2 separate regions of the Homo sapiens genome follow, and region 1 is linked to region 2. Evidence: read pairs that join two places in POLR2A ChIA-PET (ENCODE). Cell type or tissue: B cell. All regions are shown on one strand. Each heading gives the region's core, and the rest is flanking DNA. Links, peaks and the distances in the headings are about the cores only. Region 1 has its middle 51 kb from the start of FAM76B. Region 2 overlaps SESN3 (sestrin 3).

Evidence for each region. Peaks named below come from ENCODE experiments on the same cell type or tissue, not always from the same donor. Only the 100,000 strongest peaks of a DNase experiment are listed, where the experiment ranks them.
Region 1: POLR2A ChIA-PET joins it to region 2 with 5 read pairs; 3 of 35 experiments call an interaction of 5 or more read pairs at or near these places.

The regions. Positions count from the first base shown.
Region 1 is chr11:95,734,033-95,743,221 of GRCh38, reverse strand. No RefSeq gene overlaps it. Among named protein-coding and RNA genes, the nearest start is that of FAM76B, 51 kb to the left of the region's middle. In B cell, for the core only: no CTCF peak of the experiment used is centred there; no DNase peak of the experiment used is centred there.
Region 2 is chr11:95,210,501-95,219,689 of GRCh38, reverse strand. All of the region lies in intron 1 of SESN3 (sestrin 3), which reads left to right. Among named protein-coding and RNA genes, the nearest start is that of SESN3, 16 kb to the left of the region's middle. In B cell, for the core only: no CTCF peak of the experiment used is centred there; no DNase peak of the experiment used is centred there; H3K27ac peaks cover 3,225 bases.

The DNA of each region.
Region 1 (9,189 bases), core at 469-8,468, 520 kb before region 2:
AAAATGAACACCACACACACCTTACTTCATACTCTTTTTACATAGTAATTTGACATGGCTTATAGGCCTAAACATAATGCTAAACTTATGACATTTTTTGAAGAAAAATATCAGAAAATATTTGTGACTTTGCGTTGGCATGGATGTTTTAGGCACAGAGAAAGCATGGAATATGAAGAAAAAATGGAAAAATAGAACGTTATCATAATTAAAATATTCTGCTCATAAGACCATTAAGAGAATGGAAAGGCAAATACAAACTGGGAGAAAATATTTTCAAAGTATATCTGACAAAGGATTTGTATATAAACATAAAAGAACCTTAGGATTCAATGAGAAGATAAAAAAATCCCAAGTAGAAAATGGGCAAAAGATTTCAACAGATTCACCATGAAAGAAGATATGCAAATGGCCAATAAGCACATGAAAAGATGCTGAACATCACTAATCATCAGGGAGTGCAAATTAAAACACAATGAGGGCCTGGCGCGGTGGCTCACGCCTGTAATCCCAGCACTTTGGGAGGCCGAGGCGGGCGGATCACGAGGTCAGGAGATCGAGAACATACTGGCTAACACGGTGAAACCCCGTCTCTACTAAAAATACAAAAAAATTAGCTGGGCATGGTAGCGGGCGCCTGTAGTCCCAGCTACTCGGGAGGCTGAGGTGGGAGAACGGCGTGAATTCAGGAGGCGGAGCTTGCAGTGAGCCAAGATCGCGCCACTGCACTCCAGCCTGGGCGACAGAGCAAGACTCCGTCTCAAAAAAAAAAAAAAAAAAAAAACCACAATGAGATACAATCACGGATTCACTAGAATTACTAAAATTAAAGAGATTGACAATACGAAGTATTTACAAAATGTGGAGCTACTGTAACTCATAAATTAGTTATGAGAATATAAAATGATAGAACACTTTGGAAAACAGTCTGGCATATTCTTATAAAGTTAAAATACAATTATCATAGGACCAGCAATGCTGTTTAGGAATCTACACAGGAGAAAGAGAGCATATGTCCACATAAAAAATTTTACATGAATGTTCATAGCAGCTTTATTCATAACAGCCAAAAAAAAAAAAAAAAAAGCAAACAACTCAAATGTCTATGACTAGGTTGATAAATAAACAAATTATAGTATATTCACACACTGGATTACTACTTAGCAATAAAAAAGAGCAAAGTACTTAAACATGTAACACATAAATGACTCAAAAATAAACTGAATGAAAGAAAATACACAAAAGCAAACGTACGAAATTTTAGCAAAGACAAAAACTCAACTAAAGTGACAGATAAGTGGTTGCTTGGGGACTAGGGTGGCGATAATTTGCTACCAAGGGGACAAGGGAACTTTTTGGGATGATGGAAATGTATTGATGACTGTGGTAGTTATAGAGGTTATACATTTGTCAAATCTCATTCACATATAAATATAAGAAATAGGTGCACTTTATTGTGTATAATTCATACCTTAAGTTGATTTGAAAGACCACGACAATGCATGACTCCCTGACAGGACCGCTGGTCAGCTAGCAGCAACCATTTTACTAGTCATATAAGTTTATGTTACACTGATTCACTATTTAGGTTAGGAGGAGAATATAGCTCCTTTGGTACAGCGATGGGGGCTTTGCCTGGCTAGAATTTATCATGCCCTTTGAGCAGTGGGTGATGTGATGAGATATCCCCAGGATGAAGAAAAGGGAAGGCAAAAGTGCAAAAGTCTGTCATATGGTAACTAATATTCTTGACCAGACAACACTTCTATAGGTCCCAGAGAAATCTGAGTAGAGGGAAAGGCCAGACAAATATATGCTATCCCTTGTCAGGATTTTAGCTCCTCATGCTGCATTTACATTGTGAGAAGTGAGTTTTAAGAGATACCAAAAGGGAACAAAGCATTAAGAAAGAACAATTTAGGCTGGGTGCAGTGGCTCATGCCTGTAATCCCAGTACTTTGGGAGGCCGAGGCAGGCAGGTCACCTGAGGTCGCGAGTTCGAGACCAGCCTGAGCAACATGGTGAAACCCCATCTCTACTAAAAACACAAAAGTTAGCCGGGTGTGGTGGTGCATGCCTGTAGTCCCAGCTACTTGGGAGGCTGAGGCAGGAGAATCGCTTGAACCTGGGAGGCAGAGGTTGCAGTGAGCCGAGATCATGCCATTGCACTCCAGCGTGGGCAACAAAGGCGAAGCTCTGTCTCAAAAAAAAAAAAAAAAAAAAAAGAAAGAAAGAAAGAAAGAACAATTTTCATGGGAGCAAGGGTGCATAAACTCCTTAGTGTTCTACTCCCAACCTTTCAACAGTAATAGCCCAGGCTTATATTGTGTTCATTGTGTACTACACATTTCTTTCATATATATATATATATATATATATATATATATATAGTATATGTCATATATAAAGACACATGCTGCATACAGATATTTGTGTGTGTGCACACACATATATATTTTATATATATAGTTATGCATCATTTAATGATGAAAATGTCCTTTGAGAAATGGATTATTAGGCACATTTATCATTATGTGAATATCATAGAGTGTACTTACACAAACCTAGATAGTAATAGCCTACTGCACATCTAGGCTATATGGTGGTCCAGCCTATTGTTGCTGCTTGGCTACAAACCTGTACAGCATGCTGCTAAACTGAATGCTGTAGGCAATTGTAACATAATGGTAAGTATTTGTGTATCTAGACATACCTAAACATAGAAAAAATACAGTAAAAATACAGCGCAAGAGATAAAATAATGGTATATCTGTATAGGGCAGCTCCATTATAATCTTGTGGGACCATAATTGCATATGCAGTCTGTTGTTGGCAGAAGCATTGTTATGTGATGCATAGCTGCATATAATTTATTCCTATCTCATGACAACCTTGATTATCACTCCTATCTGACAGTTTGGTCATTGAGACACAGAAAGAATAACTAGCTTGCCCAAAGTCACACAGCTACTAAGAGACAGACCTAAGATTTAAACCTGTAGATTATGGTGCTTTCCACAATTCTGCCAGTTGTGCTCTTAAGGTATCAGCACTTCAGAACGATTCCCCTCACAGGTAGAATCAAGCAAAGAGAGACTTCACCTCCCAGTTCAGATTGAGAAATATAAAAAAGAACCCCATCCTTTATGTATGTACATATGTATGGTGAGTGTATTTGCTGAAGGTAACTGCCTACTATCACTTATTTGATTTTTCATTTAACAAATATTTGTTAAATGTGTGACTTCCAGGTATCTGATATTATGCCAATCATTGGGGATTCAGAAATAAATACATTGTAATCCCCAGTTTCAAAGGACTGGAAATTCCTCCAGGATGACTGTGAAAGGCACATAGTGCAGAGGAGAGTTAGAACACTGACCACACTAGCTATAGGCTGGATATTTAGGCCATACAATATCCATCTACATTCTCAGGAGACTGTCTGCACTTGACTCACTGAAGGTCACACCTGGGCATCCCTGGGGATCCTCTTATCTTTACCATTAAGCAATGTGAAGCCATAAAATGATTAGGGTTGGCAGGCTTTTAGAGGATTAATGTTCTAACAAATTGGGTGATTTTGCTCAGCTTAGCTATTGAGGATAACATATTGTGAATTTACTGAGCTCATCTGTGACCAGATTCCTCTGCAGGGTAATTGAAAGTGAGTGGAAATGGCTATTTATGTATTCTCAGCCATTAGATGTTGCTTTCATCTCTGATTTCTTTGGATGATGAGTCAAAATATATACTGAGATCATTGCCTGTGGGTTCCACTTTGCATGTTCAATTAACTAAGGCCTGTGCTTAGTACTGGACATTAAAAGACAGATGGTGAAGGGAAGCTGGACTCAGACTTCAGAAGTGACCCACCAGCCAAATGGGGGTATATTTCTGAATTGCATCTTCCTTTAGGGCTTGATGGCCACTAGGGGTGTGAGTTGCCCTCAGCTAAATTCACAGACCTGTGGTAGTGTGGCCCAAAGTGTTCGTCTTGATGTTAAGAATAATTTTAAAACCCCTTAAAAAAGAGCTTTTGGTGAAATTCATCTGAGAGGTTCTGCACTGAACAAGGTTGAATGCATTTCTGTAGTGCAGGATTTTTCAGCATCCTGGGCAGCCTTACATGTGTTGGTACTCTCTAAAAGAAGGTAATAAAATTATCAATCTTATATAAGGGCACCAGCACTTATCAAGCACCTATATATTATTTATTACATTAAATACTTTATATAGATTGCTTTATATCATCTGCATAACTGTTCTAAGACATGTCTTTACTTTTTTGGAATGATGGCACTGAGGCCTGGAGTGCTTATATAGCTTTGCCAAGGCCACAATGAGCAAGTGACTTTGCTGAGATTTGAACCTAAGCACTTTGGTTATAGAACCCGTACTCCTGAACACAATGCCCTATTTCTTCTTTTTCTATTTTTATTTTTTCCGAAGATGATCTTGCTCAAGTGGAGACCCATAGTTTACACTTTCAGAAGAAATTCCTAGGATAAAGATATCAAGTATTGCTGGGATGTACCCCAGCTCAGGTTACACACATGAATGGTATAGTGGAGACAGGAAACAAAGAGTCAATGTTAGACATTTTCAACTCACCCTCGCCTGATTCTATTCTCTAAAGTATCAAAGAAATTAATGACTCCTGGAGTTTTGGGATGAGAGCTGACTCTACATTTTTTCAAGCATCGGAGTGACCTTGCCGTGATCTAGCTCATTCTTCACTTTTTCATTCAAGCATCACAAGGACTCTGATAATATCACTTCATTAAAGTCACCCATTTTTGAATGCATATTATGAGCCAGGCCGGCCCTGTGCTAGCTGTTGCATTCAAGAGTAGATGCAGGAATCTGACAGAGATGTAAAACAGCTTATTTGGTAAGGTTGATTAGAGAATGTGGAAATAATTAAAACAAGACAAACAAAAAACAAAACAGAAATAGGACATTGTGTTCAAGAGTTTGGGTTTATAACCAAAGTGCTTAGGTTCAAATCTAAGCAAAGTCACTTGCTCATTGTGACTTTGGCAAAGTTATATAAGCACTCCAGGCCTCAGTGCCATCATTCCAAAAATGGCATCCTCAATGGGCCACCTAAGACTTTACTACTGGATTAGGCAGACTCATCTACCCACCCACCTCTTCTAGGCCCTAGAAGAGCAGTACAACCCCTTCACGCTCCAGCCCCCTCCATACATTTACCCCATGATAGTTGCAGAGAATATGGGTGCCCTGCAGGCAGGCCAGGTCCAAAAGGAGAGGCAGATGTGATGAGCTGAGTATGATGGTTTCTTCTCCCACATTTTCCAATGAAGTAAGCCACTTGGAGAGGAGTGAGGCAGCACCTAGAGAGACATCACAAGCTCCACTCATGCTTTTCTCTTTTGAGGAGGAGAATAGAAATTCCTGCTCCTATCTGGCTGGAAACAAGTAGTGGGGAAATAAGTGTTCCCCCAACCCAAATATTAGTGACAGGAGATAAAACCGCTAAACGTATCTAACATCTCAAGGATCCCAGAGTCCAGTGGCAGAGACAGGCAGACAAAAAGACAAACAGAGCACTGTGAAAGAAAAGGATGCATGAAGAGGGGGATGAAGCAGAAGGTCCTGGGAGAAATATGGTCCCAATACTATTTTCAACCAATTAAATACAAAACAGATATTGTTTCCTTCCCTCTGTCAGGATTACATTTTCATATATTAATATTTCTCTTTCATTCATTCATCCATCAAATGTATATGTGCACTAACATGTATTAAGCCCTGGAGAGAAAAAGCTGGCTAAGATGAAGCCAGAAACTCACTTCCCTGCTAAAAATAAAAAAAATTCTTTTGTATTAATTAACTGTGTGTGAATTAATTATGATGAAACACTGGTTTTTTGGTTATACAGAAATTCCTCAAGGTAATGTCACCTATGGTATAAGCTTTGAGTAGGGGGGATATGCAGTGCAGGTCAGGGGACTACTTAAGCACTATCAACAGGAAGGAAAGAGAAATAAGTTTCTGTAATAAATGAGCTAAGAGCCTCAGAAATGAATTGTGGAGCAGCTCCCTCCCCATTTTTACTTGCTTTACAATTTTTCCCAGAGTCAGTATGTGTTTTATTAAGATAGGATTGTACCCACGGAAGTTCAAATGAGGTCCAGGGAATCAAATGAAAGTCTTACAACTGAATTGCTAAAACACAGAGAGTGGTTGCACTGTTCTGACGTCAAAGGACATGAGCTGGTAATTATCCTATTTGTGAAGGGAAGATGGAAAGATTGAGGACTTGGAGATAGAGAAGCTAAATTAGCCTTAATGAAATATAATGGATATAGAAACCAGGGTATCCTAATATGTAGTTCCACACAATCAGATCTGGAAATTAAAAGAGTAAAAATTGCTATGTAAAATTTCATTACTTGTTTGAATGGGAAAGAAACAAAGTCATTACTTGCCAGTATGAAACCTTGTTTCAGGAAAAGGGCTGTGTGCCTTCACAGAAATCTAACTCTTTGGAATGCTGACAGCTGGGAGGACACGAGGAAATTTTTACTTCTCTCACCAATGCTGCCGAGAAGTTTTTACTTCTCTCACCAATGCCGCCGACTCAGCACTCCTGGAACTGCTCCATGGTTCGTTGTTTTCAGCCATAATACTTATCACTTTCTAGCACACTGTACCATCTACTTCTTGTTTATGTTTCTTGTTCATTGTCTGTCTCCCTCACTAGAATATAAGCTCCATGAGGACAGAGACTTCCTCCGTTCCTTGGTGTGCCCAGAGTGCTTAGAAGGGTGCCTGCATGGCACGCTGTAGGCCTTCAACAAGTATTTGTTGGAAGATAAGTTCCTCACTAAATTCCTCCAAAGGGCTAACATGGAGGTAGTTTCATGGAAAAAAGAAAAAGTAGTTTTATGAATAAAAGGATTCTCTGGGAGGAAGAGTAGGTGGATTTGCAATAGATCATTCTCAGGGTCTGAATTAGAGAGGAAAACATAGCAACTCAACTAAAACCAGAACTGGGTGGAAAAACTGCCTGCCAGGAGGCATTTGAATAAGAAAACTGCGGCAAGAAACTACTTATAAAACTTATCTTTCCCCACCCCTTCTGGCAATTATTTTAAGGCGAAACTGTCCAGGTGATTTTCATTTCTTCTTCTGATCATTTAGTCCACTGTTTTGTAGGAAATCATTGGTTAGCTCGTTTAAGGGCTCCCTAGATCCAGGTGAACCCCACGCATCTGGAATCCTTAGGGTTGTAAAGATGCAGTAACGCAGCTGGGTGCCATAAGTGAGTTTGATGGGTCTTCTTTCAGCTGCTGCATTTGAGATGGCATAGAAAATTGTGTGTGTTTTTCCTTCTCTAATCCTGTAATTGTTTTCACTTCTCAAGACTGGGTTAATTATATAGTAGCTATTTTAGGGTTGCTTCTGACTACATAATGTTTGTGTTTGGTGTTTCTTCATTGGCTAAAAGGAAGGCTTATTCTTGGGTCCCCAAAATAAAAAGGAAAACAACAGAAGCCAAGCGTTTGTGCCATAGTGGTCACCAAATTGTACTTCGTTAAATCATCCCAATGGCTTCGTGGAGTGGTACCATGACTGTAGCTGTTTTATTTAAAATGACTGGAGGCTCAGAGTCGTCAAGTTGTTTGTCCAAAGATACACAGCCAGAAAAGTACTCCCGGTGGTACTAAGACTCATGTCTTAGAACCAAAACCCTGGGCACTCTCTACTGCCCATGAAGTTATCATAGCGCTTATGCAACAATGATCTAATTGTTAGTCTTGTCACAACATTGTGCCTAGTAAATTATAGACTTAAGAAGTAGACGAACACTTGAATTTAGGAGCACAATCTTTTTTTAGACTAAATTTTCTTTTTGTTAAAATAACTTTATGATGTCAAATAGAAGAAAAAGAAACTTTACCTCCCAATTATATTTACAGGTTTCATGTCTTTAAAAATACACAAATCATCAAGATTAGTATCAAGATAAGATCTGAACTATTACTGTTAGTGTTTTTTTTTTTTTTCTATGCTGCAACTGAAATAGCCAGAAATAACATGGAAACTTCTAACCTCCTTTCTCCACTTCACTACCACTAATCTCTGTGCCATAGGAGGGTGAGAGAATAGGATTGTGGTGGGATGGAATTAAACAAGACTCCCTTTTTCAAGCTTTGCTTGAATATTTATTTTAATAATGTTTACCATTAAGTAAATTAATCTTCTTTCTTTTTTCTTTCTTCTTTCTTTCTTTCTTTCTTTCTTTCTTTCTTTCTTTCTTTCTTTCTTTCTTTCCTTTCTCTCCTACCTTCCTTCCTCCCTTCCTGCCTTCTTCCCTCCCTTCCTCCCTTCTTCCCTTCCTCCCTCTTTCTTTCTTTCTCTTTCTCTCTTTTCCTTCCTTCCTTCCTTCCTTTCTACCTTCCTTCCTTCCCTCCTTCTTTCCTTCCTTCCTTTCTCTCTCTCTCTCTCTTTCTTTCTCTCTCTGAACCTAATAGAGCATAAGCCATTAACCTTTCCTTATGCTAATACATGTATTTTGAAATGTTCTGAAATAGCACCATACAGAGAATCATCTACTCTGATAGAAATTTTTGAACGTTTTTCAAATTCTGCTCTGTGTGTTTATTCTAGTTTGCCACAGTGCTGATTGCTGCCTCAGATCTATTCCTTGCTGTTCCCCTGCTTGAAGGGCTGATACCTGTAGGCTGTTTCCCAGGCTTATGTGTCAGTGGGCTTCAGACTGTGTGTGGCCAGTGGGAAGACCTGCAGCAGACTGAGCGGTGACAGAAATGAAGGTACCAGGGAATTTCTCTTTAATTATATATTTTTGGTGTTATCTCTGGCTAGGTTGTATATTTTCCATGGCACTAGCTCCTGTCTGACAGGCCTGCCTTGAAACTGGCTTCTGCTGAGTAACCCTGACACCTGGACTCTAGTAACTTTGCTGTCTCCCTTTATCTAGGCAGCCCAGGGAGAGGAGTGGTTCCCTGGTGTTGCTAAGGGTTTCCTCTCACCGTTTCATTTGGCTTCTCGGCTCCTTTATCATCTGTGGAACCAACTTCCTGTATTATGTATCCTCCGTTGTAAATACTTAAAGTAAATTGCATTTTCCTGGCTATACCCTGACCAAAACAGGCACTGATATAATCACTTTAAGACTGCTGAGACAAGCAGCAC
Region 2 (9,189 bases), core at 538-8,537:
TAATGAAGTTCCATCCAATATTTAGGTAGGAGTTGAATGAAGAAAGAGATAAAGTTGGGTAATAATAAGCAGGGTGTTGGGACAACTGATGGCCAATATCAAACTGGCTTATCCTTGTTCACTTTGTATTGACCAAGGTTTGGGCTCAGCATGGTGAATTTTAAGTGGGGTGGCATATTTGTTATTATTTATTTTTGTCTTTAAGGTAACACAGATGAAAAAGAAATCATGTTTTACCTACCCAGAAAGTTCCTCTTTGATATAAAATTAGACATTTAATATGTATATCTTAATTTTTTGGTGTAAATTAGTAAAGTAAAACAAGTCAGTCCAGCAAATGTGCTCCAGTAAAGAAAAAAAAACTTAAAACTAATAAAAATAAAAGGCATTTAAGCTAAAGTAAGATACCTTAGCACTAAATTCCATGTAATGTTCAAATTATTTTATCAAAACTGTTTTGTACGTTACTTGAAATTAATGAATTCTCAGTTGGGGTGTGGAATACCTATTTGTGTTGTAGTTTTATTGTTTTAATAGAGTATGACCTATATAATTAACCTCCTGAGATTAATTTTTATATTGTGTAGCTATTAAAAATAACTAAAGCTCTAGTTTGTAATATTCTTTAGGCAAAGTGCATTATTGAACACTCAAAATGTGCATAAACTAGTAAGTATTCTTTTGATTATACAAGAAACCTATTTAGTATTTGGTGCTCTTAAAAATAAGGGTAAATATGGCCGGGTGCGGCGGCTCACGCCTGTAATCCCAGCACTTTGGGAGGCCGAGGCGGGCGGATCACGAGGTCAGGAGAACGAGACCATCCTGGCTAACACGGTAAAACCCCATCTCCACTAAACAAAATGCAAAAAATTAGCGGGCTTGGTGGTGGGCGCCTGTAGTCCCAGCTACGCTGGAGGCCGAGTCAGGAGAATGCCGTGAACCCGGGAGGCGGAGCTTGCAGTAAGCTGAGATCGCGCCATTGCACTCCAGCCTGGGCGACAGAGCGAGATGCTGTCTCAAAAAAAAAAAAAAAAAAAAAGAGGGTAAATCTATGTTTAGGTAGATGGGAATGTAGAAACAGTTTTTTTTGTAAAATTATACAGATTGCTATTTTATGCTTATCAGAATTCTATGTCAGATGCTATTACCTTTTCCTGGCCTTCAGATTCTTAGGCAAGAAATGTTAAGGCTATAAACATTTATAAATCACTGAATACTATATGAATATCTTTAATTAGTTTGTGTATTTTGGAAACATTAAGTGCTCTCACCTGTTAGGCACTGAACAGACTTAGAATGAGAACATCAGAGTTTTTACCTACGTAGCGTGATGACTTGCAACTTATGCCTGGGTCTCTTAGAGATCTTCAAGGTTATGCCTCCCAGTTGACACTACAGTCAAGAGTAGGATTTGGTAAACTTTCTGTAAAGGGCTGGGTAATAATATTTTGGGCTTACAGGCCATACACATAAGCACAGTAGTTCTTCTATAGTAAGTAATTGTAAAGCTTTGAACTAATTGTCTTATTGTCTTAAAATCCTAATTCTCTACCTACCTTCCCCAACCAACATTAGCATAGTGGTGCTCAAGAAATGTGTCATGTAATAAATGAACCTACACTTACTCCAGAGGGGACAAAGGTGGTACCTGATGCAGGAATATGTGAGTGTTGGTGTTGGAGAGTGTTGTGAGAGGAAGATTATTCAGCAGAAACAAACCCTTCCTCTGATGAGCAGAAGTGGTGGATGTCAGTAATTTAAAAATGGAAAATCAAGTCATTCAGAATACTTTTTATAGGGATAATCTTTTAAAATTGCACACTGAGCATTTAATCAATGTAAGTAATATGGCACCATTATCTAGGTTGCACATTTGTGAAAGCATCAGTATATGATGCGTTCCATGGTTGGGATCTAATGATACCCAGATCAAGCCATGACATAACTAGTGCAGTGTGCAAGATTCAAGCCCTATTCAGTCAGAATTCTTCCTTTGAAATGAGGATTGACAATTAAGCTTTTTTTTTTTTTTTTTAAACGGAGTCTGGCTCTTGTCGCCCAGGCTGGAGTGCAGCAACACCATCTCAGCTCACTGCAACCTCCACCTCCCGGGTTCAAGCAATTCTCCTGCCTCAGCCTCCCAAGTAGCTGGGATTACAGGTGCCCACCACCGTGCCCGGCTAATTTTTGTATTTTTAGTAGAGACGGGGATTTCACCATGTTGGCGAGGCTGGTCTTGAACTCCTGACCTCAAGTGATCCACCCACCTTGGCCTCCCAAAGTGCTGGGATTACTGGCATGAGCTACAGTGGCTGACAGTTAAGTAGTTTAATAATGTATGCTTCAAATTATATTTGACAGGGAGTCCCCTGACTAACTCTTGTTATAGTTGTGCAGTTTTATGATTACATATGGGAGAATTAAATGCACAAAAAGCATACATTGATATGGGTGACCTTTCTTATCTGTCTTTTATCTTGTGAAGTATCACTAGTCTAAACACATGTGGTTTTAAAAAACAAATTCACATGATGTATAAGCATATAGTAGTGGAAAATATTTTACTTTTTTTTTTTTTTTTGAGACAGAGTCTTGCTCTGTTGTCCAGGCTGGAGTGCAGTGACATGATCGTGGCTCACTGCAACCCCCACCTCCAGGGTTCAAGCGATTCTCCTGCCTCAGCCTCCTGAGAAGCTGGGAGTACAGGCATGCACCACCACACCCAGCTAGTTTTTGTATTTTTAGTAGAGACAGGGTTTCACCATATTAGTCAGGCTGGTCTCGAACTCCTGACCTCATAATCCACCTGCCTCAGCCTCCCAAAGTGCTGGGATTACAGGTGTGAGCCACTATGCCTGGCCAGTATTTTACTCTTAATTGATGTTAAACTTTTAAACTACAAGACATCTGTGTGGTTTTTTTTTTTTATCTTGCCTCCTTTACTAATTATTGCTAATATCTATGTGATTTTATCTTACTTCCTTTACTAATTATTAGATTTTTATTAGAGCTGTTGTGGAAAACATATTTGTCACAGTGGAAAATGGAATGAATTGATAATAAGCACCTCAATGATATAACTCCATTTGTAGTTAGATATAGATTATTTATAGAAACAATTGGATTTTTAAAAACACTGAATAAGAAATTACCTAGAATGTTGCCATCAATGTGCTGAAGCATTTCATTTTTCATTTTAGAGTGCTACTAAAATTTGAACTCATTGTGACAGTGTATATTTAGTAAATTTTGCATTTAATAAACTACTGTGTTATCATTCATAAAAAGTGCCATGATATCACAAAAATGAAGTAATATGTCCTCTAGCAGTCCTAACCTGTCCATTTCCTTTTCAGTGATAGGTATACATTACATGACTGTCAAAGAGGAGTCCATTGTTACTATAAAAGGCCATTTCTTTTTGTTCTACCTTTATAGTCATCTTAACACATTTTATTGTTTATGGATCATCAACTATTTGACAGAAGGTGTAGAGCACTTAGAAACTAAAATGCAGTGTGCTGTCTATTGTATATCAATCAATTTAAGATAAAGGATTTCTTTTTTTTTTTTTTTCTTTTTTTTTTTTGAGATGGAGTCTCTCTCTGTTGCCCAGGCTGGAGTGCAGTGGCGGGATCTCGGCTCACTGCAAGCTCCGCCTCCCGAGTTCACGCCATTCTCCTGCCTCAGCCTCCCAAGTAGCTGGGACTACAGGCGCCCACCACCATGCCCGGCTAATTTTTTGTATTTTTAGTAGAGACGGGGTTTCACCGTTTTAGCCAGGATGGTCTCGATCTCCTGACCTCGTGATCCGCCCGCCTCGGCCTCCCAAAGTGCTGGGACTACAGGCGTGAGCCACCGCGCCCGGCCAAGGATTTCTAAAATGAAGACATAAATCAGTGGAAAAGCTAGATTGGATTCACAGAAACTTGATACATACCTTTTCTAGAGCATGTGTGACACATAATTGGTTTACAGTTATTTCTAGGAAAAATTCACATTCAAATACTAAGTTCCTCTTCATTATTTTATGATAGATATTTGTTTGTCAAGGTCAGTTGAATTCATAGGGGACACAGACCGTTTACTACATGTCAGGTATTTACTTTCCTGAATGTCATTGTAATTCAGCAGTACACCAAACTAGATAACAATTTTTAGGAATCAACTCGGTCTTCATTGAATTAATATCTTTCCCAAATTGCTATGATTGACTGTTCCTACTTCCCCTCCCCCAGACCGTAGCTATCGTTTTATTTAAAATGTTTCATTTTGAGAAAGGTTGAAGTATTAACCAGCAAAGAATAACAATTCCGTAGGCAAATCAGTTTGTTTCATGTCTAGGACGATGGTTCTGCAGTGTGGTTCTAGAACCAGCAGCATCAGTATCAACTGGGAGTTTGTTAGATTATTACCCCACCCCCCACCCCTAGACCTGCTGAATCTTTTGAAATTCTGGGGATGGGACCCAACCATCTGTAGTGTAACAGGCCTTCCAGGTGATTCTAATACTCTAAGAATTTAGTACCACCAGTCTAGTAGTATTAACCAAATGCTTCCACAAATGAAAATTGTTTACATCCACTTCAGTTTCAACATGCATTATCAGTTGTTTGAGATGATATTGGCAGCGCCAGTGCTAGAATCAGGAAGATTCCTTTTGCCTATTTTACAAAATGCAGATTTGAGACCTTCAGATATAATATGCTCTCACTGTAAGAAAAATATGTCTTATTTTATTGTTGCTACATTCTGAACTTTAGCTTGGGGAAAAAGGAATTGGGTTTTGAAAGCTTGTTTACGACAAATCAAGTGAAAATATCTCTTGGACGTGCTTGCTTACATAAAAATAAGCGTTTTGGCACTAACATTGGTAGACTCTGGTAGGTCTTTCCATCTTAGATTATTTTTATTTCAAGGAAGATTGATATTTTAAGCTTTCATAAAGAAAACTTTTTTTAATCAAAGAAGAAATGATAACATTTGTCCTGATGACAGATTTGGGATTGATATGTTGTTTTTTAAAAATTCTTTTGAATCTCTTGGACAATATTAAATACATATATATATATAAATTATGGATGTTCTCTTTCACCTATAGTAGCTTACTCTTCAATTAAAAATGGAGTGTCAGAAAGTCTCCATTTGGAGACAGGAGGCCTACAAATTGAAACAGAAGAAACCCAAGCCATGTGTATTATATATGGACCATAGGTAAATAGAAGATTGCTCTTTGAAAAGCAAAGATTGTTTCAGTTAGTTGCAGTTCTATCTAGGACAGTAACTATAAGTCATTTTATTTTGTTCTTTGGTTGTATCTAATTTTGAGGTAATGGGTGTTTTCCTCATATTACCTCTAAGTTAATACTACAATTTAACCTGTATTGATGTTACTTATGTGAATAACAGGCTGTATTAAATTACCCCACTTTAATTCCAAAGTTCCTTACGCATGGGCTGCCCCAGAAGCATATGTAATTACTTAATTCTAAACCATGGTAGGTGATGCTTTTCTAGTGACCATTTTTCTATCCTTCTGTGAGGAAAGGGCTAATATAGTACCTTAAATAGAACTGTCTCCATGGCAATGGACAGTCAGCTTTTGACTTTGAATCTCATGAAAAAAGAAAATTTAAAAAGCATTTTCATGGTCTAAAATAGCAGTATGGCAAAAGTAAGGTATGAGAATATTTCCTGTCAGTTATTGCATGACTGGTTAAGGTAGCAGAACTTTTATCTTTTTTTCTTTTTTCTTTTTTACATAGGACTTTTTATTTGAGTATTTTGAAATGTTACCGAATTCCTTCTCTGAATTAATGAATGATAATTATTATCTTCAGATTGATAGAGAACTAGAGAAGCTTAGATATAGGATTGGGTCCATGCCTGAGAAAAAAAGAGTTGCCTAGCTCTGGTTGTAATTTTACTCTCATAAAGAATAAAAATACTGACTAAATTATGGGTCATTCATAATTACATTTAAACAGAGCTATCTCATGGAACACTGGAAGCAATAACGATTAAAAATAAAAGCTTAACAAATTATGCCAGTTTTTTTTCAGCCAACTCCTACGATTTGGGGTCTACAGATCACCTATCCTATTTAAAAGACTCCACTGGCAGCCTGCCTCCCTTGTTCTCTTTTGCATCCACACTTACTTAAAGGCAGAGCCCTTTGATTCTAGCTGCTTGTTCACCTAGCTTTCAGTAAAGGTCAATGACAGTGCTGTATATTAGAAGCTAGAGAATAAGACCACATTGTCATCGGTAATCTTACTTTGTCTTTTTCCTTTGTAAAGTTGTTTGCCCCTTGACTAAATCTTATCTCAGTATAGGGGTCATTTTCAATTGAATCAGCTCTCATCTTTAAAATATCATCAGTAAATGCTTAATACTCTGAGGTTACTGTTAATGAGGGAATTGGTTAAACAAATTATGTGACATAAATACAGTGGAATACTGGGCAACTGATCTATGTATAGAAGTGGACAGACATCCACAATATGTTATTGATTGGAAAAGACCAAGGTTTTTTTTTATTTTTTAGGACTATGAAGATTTTTGTTTTCATTTAAAAAAAGATAAATAAGGAATCCAAAATTAACAGTATTAATTTCTGGGTGGTGGGGTTACAGGAGATTATTTTTACCATCTACTTCATTGTCCTTTGTTTTTAGCAATAAACACATATTTTATAAAAGTTTAAAAAGCTATTACTGATTTGAAATAATAGAGAAGAAGAGATAATTTAAGTGATGGATAGTACAGAGAGCAGATTCAAATGAGATGGCAAATTAAAGATGCATTGAGATAAAGACAAATGTTCACAGGTTTAATAGATATCCAAAGTAGCTATGGGTAAATCACCAAGGGAATAATAATGTGTGTGTAGGAGGCTAATGAGGGCTCAGATGCGTAGACATAGATCAATACAATCTGGAAATGAATGAAGGTACTGTGCCTATCTATAGCATATTTTTTTATGTTGTCATATCAATCATTCTCTTTAGGAATCTGATGTGCTTATTAATATTTCATCAGAATATTAGTTTGTTTCCTTAATTATGAATTCAAGAGATAGCTGCAATTGTATTGCTCTACTTTTATACCATATGGTAGATAATAAAACTTACTGTATAAATTTCAGGAATTTAAATATATAATCTGAGCACTGTGTGTTAATCTAGAGATATTATCTATTAGGAACTGAAATAGAAAAAGATGGCTACTTTATAATATAATGTAATTTTAGAATTATTTAATTAATATGTATGCTAGGATTTTTGAAGACTTAAAAAAGGTGTATGGAGTCTGTCCTAGGTTTTAGAGAGCTTACTCTGTGGTTAGAGAGAAAGATGTTTTCTAAATAATTATAAAGATAGCTAAAAATGGAAAACTATACCTTTTGACTTTTTGTAGAGGTTAATAGATTATTATGTATCTTCACTTGTGAAAGCATGGATAATGTTTCAGTTAATTTAATACATTACTGTATGGAAAAGAAGGGTAGTTAAATATTAAATACTTGTTCTTATGTTTAAGGCTTAGGTATGTGGTTTCAGTGGACTATTTTTAATGATTTTTAAAAATATATATTTGAATTCTCAAAAATGCAAAATGTGTTATAGATAACATTATAGAGTATCTATAACCAGTTATTTTATAAATGGGTGTTTTTTACTTAAGTGGCTTTACTTTCCAATTTTATTTTCCATTTCTAATAGGATGGGTCATTTGTTGAACAAAATATCGAATTAATGACCTACTTTGAGCCAATTGATAGTTTTCTAAACCCAGCCTATTCTGTAAATCTTTTCTTTAGCTTGTAAGACAATTTCTAAACATGTTGTCTAGTTGTGTTATACTAAGGAACTCAGTATTGCATAATTCTAATAACAGCAGTTACTTTTTTTTTTTGAGACGGAGTTTTGCTCTGTCACCCAGGCTGGAGTGCAGTGGTGTGATCTCGACTCACTGCAACCTCCGCCTCCCGGGTTCAAGTGATTCTCCTGCCTCAGCCTCCTGAGTAGCTGGGACTACAGGCGTGCGCCACCATGCCCAGCCAATTTTTGTATTTTTTTTTGGTAGAGATGGGGTTTCACCATATTGGCCAGGCTGGTCTCAAACTCCTGACCTCGTGGCCCACTCGCCTTGGCCTCCCAAAGTGCTGGGATTATAGGCATGAGCCTTTTATAGTTGTATAGATGATGTCACACTCTTAAGAGCTTTACAGATATTTATTCATATAATATTCTCACTGCCTATTTTAATAGCCTTCTATTCACCCACTGCTGTGGGAGGGACTGCCACTCTTGGGTCATGGGGGTGGCTGAACGTATAATACCTAACACTGGACAGATGAGATCAACAGTGGTTTATTAGTCACATATACTCACAGTCCAGGGGAAGAGGACACTGCACACCATGCAGTGCACTTGGAAGTTGTATTCTGGAACAGAATGAACAACGAGGGGCAGTGAGAGACAGGCTTTCTAGAATAAAGAGGGTGAGATGCCCCAAGTTTCTACATGAAGCTATGATTGGCTTGTTTACATGATTGCATGAACTGGAATACTTTTCTATGCACCAGGAAGTAATTAATGATTATCTGGGATATTTATTATTCTTTTCCACTATAATTGTGTCAGAGCATCTTATCATTTCTCTTGATAAAACTGGGTATCTTTTTCTCTGAATTTTTCACATAATGCAAGTGTAATTGTAAACTAGCTGCTTTTGTTTTTTCCTTTTTTTTAGTCTGGCCAAACCTTTGATATAAAGAAGAATGTTTATAGAGTATTATTTATACTGAACTCTATGTCCTAATTAAAAGCAGATTTACCAAGTTTGGGTTTTTCTCATTCCCTTTATCTTGCCTGTGAACTTTGTCAAATTAACTTTTTAAAAATACAAACTGTTTATTAAAGAGTCTTGAATCTAGTATATTGGAATAATAAGTTTCTTTAGTCTTCCTTTCTGTTTTAATAAGAGCTATGCTTAAGTGATGTAGTGGTAGAATGCAAAATGCTCACAGTTCTGCTGTAACACTTAATGAAAATTTGTTTTAATTGATGTATTAGGGAATGATTTGAGCATATCAGTGAATTTTGTGTATTAGGATACATACTTCAAACATCTACCCTCCACCTTAGTTCACCAGTGTATTATGAGCTCCATCCATTCATA